Regions from separate parts of the Homo sapiens genome. Here region 2 is linked to region 1. A link is a loop called in an ENCODE intact Hi-C map of the cell type or tissue named here. Cell type or tissue: mammary epithelial cell. All regions are shown on one strand. Links, peaks and the distances in the headings refer to the core of each region. The heading gives the core; the rest is flanking DNA.

The links. A loop is a pair of places that touch in the nucleus more often than their neighbours do. Peaks named below come from ENCODE experiments on the same cell type or tissue, not always from the same donor. Only the 100,000 strongest peaks of a DNase experiment are listed, where the experiment ranks them.
Region 2: it touches region 1 in a loop (5-fold over the local background); 45 of 110 quality-filtered maps call a loop at or near these places.

What each region holds. Positions count from the first base shown.
Region 1 is chr1:115,813,160-115,816,078 of GRCh38, forward strand. No RefSeq gene overlaps it. Among named protein-coding and RNA genes, the nearest start is that of NHLH2, 27 kb to the right of the region's middle. In mammary epithelial cell, for the core only: no CTCF peak of the experiment used is centred there; a DNase peak (open chromatin) is centred at 1,732; H3K27ac peaks cover 1,463 bases.
Region 2 is chr1:116,019,376-116,022,294 of GRCh38, forward strand. SLC22A15 (solute carrier family 22 member 15) reads left to right here. Exons shown (of 12, transcript NM_018420.3): 3 at 207-339; 4 at 1,346-1,510. Among named protein-coding and RNA genes, the nearest start is that of SLC22A15, 44 kb to the left of the region's middle. In mammary epithelial cell, for the core only: a CTCF peak has its summit at 1,485 (motif pointing left); no DNase peak of the experiment used is centred there.

The sequences.
Region 1 (2,919 bases), core at 185-2,684:
TGGAAACACCCTCACAAACACACCTAAAATAACGCTTTACCAGATTTCTAGGTATTCTTTAATCCAGTCAAGTTGACATTTAAAATTAAGTCCACAAGTTCACCCCTTGTCAACTTGGCACTCACACACATCTCCTTAAACATACCTCATTTCCAATGAAGACAATAACAAGTAATAGTTCTGCCTAAAATGATACGTCTATACTGTGATTGTAATTTAGACTTTAGGGGTTTAAATCTTTTGGGATTTCAGTATTCAGGATTATGGCATTTTGGATCATGTCTCTCAGGATTATGACCCAAACCCCTTTGCAACAGTCCTACTGCCTGGAACATTGCTCTCTTCTCACTTCCTTGCCTTAGCCTAGCCACCCTCTACTCCTGGACTGAGCTCAGGTATCACCTTAGGAAGTCTTCTCCAACTCCCTTCCTTAGCCCCACAAGCCAGGTTAGCTGCTTTCCTCCTCTGTGCATTATAATTATCTGTTCACTTGCCTGCCTTCACTTCTAGAATAGTCTCCTTGAAGACAGACATGGTGTCTTATTAGTTTTTTTTTATCCCAAATAGCTAGCACAATGCCCGCACAGAGCAGGTGCTCAGCAATTGTTTAGTGTATGAATAAATGAAAGGGTAAATTAATAAATGCATTAGTAGACATGAGAATGAATCCAATTTGAGCCAGACTTGTCTTGGCTGCTTTTTGAGAAGTCTGTCTTCCTCTTAGGCAGTTTCTTGCACTGTCATAGTCTTCTCTGCCTAAGTCTTCCTCTTAGGCAGTTTCTTGCACTGTCATAAGCATAGACTCTGGGTGTGTATCTCAATTCTGCTTAGTATGTGAACCCAGGCTAGTTACCTAATCTGTCTAAATCTCAGTTATCTTAGAGTACAGCAGGGACCCTAATCATGAGGTTATTGTTAATATTCAGTGAGATGAGGTCTATGAAGTGCCTAGTGCAGTGCCTGCCATATGATGAGCGCTTCAGATAGGGAAGTGTTTTTATTGCCCCTAATTGATTTGCTTCTACATCTTGTCTGGTCTCCCACCTGGACCAACTGGAAAAGCCTTCATGGCTATAATCTTCTGAATCTTCAAGTCTCATATTCAGTGGATAGCAAAATGCCCCTTTCTCCTGAGATTGGGATTTTGGTGGAAGGTAGGGGAGCTAAGTTCCCAAGACAAGGGTCTGCTGGCATTGTTTACTAGATCCCCTAACCACTTGCTTCCTTTGACCCCAGGAGCTAACTGGTCACCAGGTCCTCTGATTCTGCCACCTCAGATTTCTAACTCCAGTTCTCATTGCCATTGTTAGTAAACTTTACAATTTAGGGACAAGGGACTAAACCACTGAGACCATGGCCTCTCCTACTATGTCATCCCTAACCATTTATTTTGCTTCTAGCCCATTCTCAAACTACTGTCCAAGTCCACCATCCTCATGGGGTGATTATGAAGGCTAAGTGAATGCCTGTGAAGTGTTTAGCACGATGCCTAGATTATAGTGAGTACTCAATAAATGGTCACTATCATCAGATCTGATACCATTCCTCTGCTTAGAAGCTTCCACTGGTCCACAACTGTCTATGGAATGAAGTTCAAATTCCTGAGCACAGCATTGAAGGCCCTTGATGATCAGAACTCCACCTACACTGAACTTTTCCAGCTCTGTCCCCATCTTACATTGTTCTCACTTGGAATGCCTTTTTCCCACCTTGTCTGTTGAAACCTGCCCACAGAAGCCCAGTGTGAATACCATTTCCGTGAAGCATTTCTTGATTCACTTAGTTGTAATTAATCATCTTTTCTCTTGGGATCCCACAGAGTTTAATTTATATTTCCACACTACCTCTTTTTGCCCTTTTTGTATACTAATTCGGCTATTGAACTTCTTATCCCTCCTCCTACTAGAGAATAAATTCATGGTGCAAACAAACATTGGCTACAGGCATCTTGGCAATCAGCAATAGAAAATATGTGGGTGGGACAGACCAAGCCTACAAAATAGAGCTGCCAGAAAGCCTTTTGGAGTAGACTTAGAGAGAGCGTGTGAGGCTAGCATGCCAAGGAGAAGCTTATCAGAGTCACAGTGATCAAGCCTAAGCTAAGGGCTGGAGATGACTGGTAGTCAGTAGTCTTGCAAAGATGTCTGCTCTCCAAAGAGAATGTGGACTTTATTTGAATGGAGACTGACCTACGATTAACTGGCACCATCTCTTTATGGGTCATATTGTCTCAGGGACACAATAATAAATAATAAATTCATGGTGCAAACAAATGTTGACTACAGGCCTGTGCTTGTGTCCACCTCTCACAAGTAGTTAACAGAGCTGAGCACAGGCTCCAACTCTTTGCATTATCTGCATTATCCCAAGCCAGGTGAAAAACAGGGTTAGAGACAGGCAAGACCTCTAACTATGCACCCAGAAACTTAGCATGGGAGGGAACAGGATTCTTCTGCAGGTGGTTCTGAGGGTAGTCTGGTCCTTTGGCCTGTGAAGGACAAGGGAGGGAGGAGCTTGAGGCAAAGGCAAACTTGTCCCCCAACTTGTATTCTGTCATAATTCCTTCTCAGACACAAAATTTTCTAGTTTTCCCTCATTGCTGCTGGTCTTTTCCCTCCCCTTTCTTGTTATTCTTTTTCTCCTTTTTTTATTCTCCTTCCCTCCCATATCTGGGTCACGTTAGGTCATCTTGTCCTTAGTAATTCTTCCAATGCCCAGACTGACAGCCTCTTGGTTCCAGGCAAATGTTTACAACCATGATTCATTTTCCCAGAATAAACACGCAGTAATTCACAATGACAAATATCAAGAAAGTTCAGTAGGATGGGGTGGTTTTCAAATCACAGCATTCAGGAATGAAGGCTTTGGGACCTTGTGCTAACTGCCTCCACACTCTATCATCATGAGTGGAATAGAAAC
Region 2 (2,919 bases), core at 104-2,603, 210 kb after region 1:
AGTGCATCATAATAATAGTGATTTCTAGTGTTTCTGAAGATAAAATCTGATTGGACGTTGTCTGAGATAGACAAATTCTACTGAATTCTGGTTAATAGTGGATCATGCAGTATAGAAATTCTGGTGTACAAGTTTTTGTTGCACATTTGGTTTTTTAATAGCTAACTGAATCCTACATGTCTCTCTTTTGTTTTATCTTCCTCTAGTGGTTTTTAATTGCCAACAGATCCTACAAAGTCAGTGCAGCAAGCTCTTTTTTCTTCAGTGGTGTATTTGTTGGAGTTATCTCTTTTGGTCAGCTTTCAGATCGCTTCGGAAGGAAAAAAGTCTATCTCACAGGTAATCTATTAGAGTATTCATAAACTGGATGAGAGGGCTTATTTCTCTAAGATTCTTAGGGAAATAATAAGGGGACTATTTCCTTAAGGTTCTCCGGGAATTGGCATATGGACACAGAACTGATCTTTATTATCCTGGCAAGAGGCCAAACTGCAGCTTGAGTGCTTCTGGCCAGGCACCTTTAAGTTACTAGCCCACCTAGTTAAAGTCAGATATTTGTGTTCTAAACCGTTCATAGGTGATGGTGCTTTCTGCAACCCCCAAATTTTAGTTTATGCCATGTTGCTAAGGAGAGAAGTAAAAGACTGTGACAGTGTACTAGGCCCATTTCCTTATATCTCTCTGTGTTGATTCATTTCAAATGAGCTCTACAGGACTTGGCATAGTGCTCTTGACAAGCTGAGTATGAGCAAGGGTTTTTCATTTTCCAGCATTATTGTGAATAATTGAAAACTGTCTGTGATTGACAGAAATCATGTAATAAAGTAAACCTTATGGTTTTTTAAAAAAATAGTTTCCAAGAGAAGCTGTTAAAAAAAAAAAAAAACACACAGCTGGCTGGGCGCGGTGGCTCACGCCTGTAATCCCAGCACTTTGGGAGGCCGAGGTGGGTGGATCACGAGGTCAGGAGATTGAGACCATCCTGGCTAACACGGTGAAACCCCGTCTCTACTAAAAAATACAAAAAAAATTTAACCAGGCATGGTGGCGGGCGCCTGTAGTCCCAGCTACCCGGGAGGCTGAGGCAGGAGATTGGTGTGAACCCGGGAGGCGGAGCTTGCAGCGAGCCGAGATTGTGCCACTGCACTCCAGCCTGGGTGACAGAGCGAGACTCCATCTCAAAAAAAAAACAAAAAAACAAAAAAAAACAAAAAGAAACCCACAAAAACAGCTCAGAAAATTTAAGTTTACAAACATTTATTTTATAAGCTAATGAATATAATTTATTACTTTCATCAAATGCTATTTTGCCTCTGGATTATTGAATATTGTTTTCTCTTTCTAGGTTTTGCTCTTGACATCTTATTTGCAATTGCAAATGGATTTTCCCCCTCATATGAGTTCTTTGCAGTAACTCGCTTCCTGGTGGGCATGATGAATGGAGGGATGTCGCTGGTGGCCTTTGTCTTGCTTAATGAATGTGTGGGCACCGCCTACTGGGCACTTGCAGGTACTACTTAAATCATGCAGCTCTGGACTGGGTGAGCAGCTCCAGAAAATTTTATAGGGACCCAGTTTAATCCTAGAGTCTGGAAATGCATTTGGACTTGAGGTACTTTATCCAACTATTAGATTTGCTTTTCTGATTTGGTTCTGTATGACCCTGAACAAGTCATTTTATTAATATTCCTCTGTAGACAGTCTTCCTGGGGGCCTGCCTCACATGTGAGCTTGCCATCCGCCTCATGGACTGCCTACAGATTACTGTGGAGACTATTGATTTCCTCGGAAGGACACTAGCAAATTTTTACAACTTAAACTGAAAAATAGTGCAGACATAGGAAATATTAGAAACTCCTTTCTTACAGCCTTTTTATTCTAGTTTATTAAATTTTTGTTTCACAGCCCTTTTTTGTTTTTACTGCTCTCAAGTCAACATAGTACTATTGTAGCATTTCTTTATTGATATTTAATTTCCAAAATTGAGACTGTATTCTGAATTATTTTTGACTATCCCATTATTTTCTCAAGAACTACATAGATAGTAAAATAAATGATTTTAAAAGGTTATTTAATTTCAAATATTGTCATAAGAGAAGTAACTGTGTCTAAGACTTTATAGACTTAGGTTTGCAATGATAACTTTTTGTTTCTTTTACTTTCATTCACTTGACAATGGTTGAATGTTTCCCATGGATGTTCTTATATGGATATGGGAAACAGGTTGACCGTGTGACTGATGGAAATGTGTCTTTGGGAGGATCTATATGAGAAGGCCATTTCTTAGAACCTGATACACAGTGCCAGCCATCTCTTATGTACCAGCTACCATGCTAGGCATTTGACATCCATCTGTAATATTCCCGGAGCTTACAAGTTAAGGATTCCTACCTTCATTTTATGGATGATGAAATTGAGCCTTTGAGAGATGAGGTGACATGCCTGTTTTCAGCAGCTGATAACTGACAGGGCCAGAACTGCAACCTGGGTCTTGATGACACCCAGGTCATCTTCCACTGTTCCCCAAAGACTCTCCTCTTGGAACTTCAGCATGTCACCTCATGTGAGTGCTGGCCTGGTCAACCTGTTATTTCTAACTGGTGTTGTTTTTGAAGTGTATGGGCTATTGTATCGAGCTGGAAGACACAAGGCTAAATAAAGTAGACTTGTGGTCTGTTTGCATCTCCACTAAACAGCTGTCGAGTGGAAGGATCCATAGGGTTGGACCAGTTAGAACTAGGCTGGAGAGGAAGAGACACCAGCTCCATCCTCTCCAGACAGGCTTCCTGCTGGTCTCAAACAGTGTTGCCTTAGGATTCACCTTGTCTGTAGCAACTTCGAAAGCCTTTTTGGAACTGGTCCTAAGCTGGGATGAGTGAAAAAGCTTCCTCTGAGTCTTCAATTTGCATTGAGACTTTA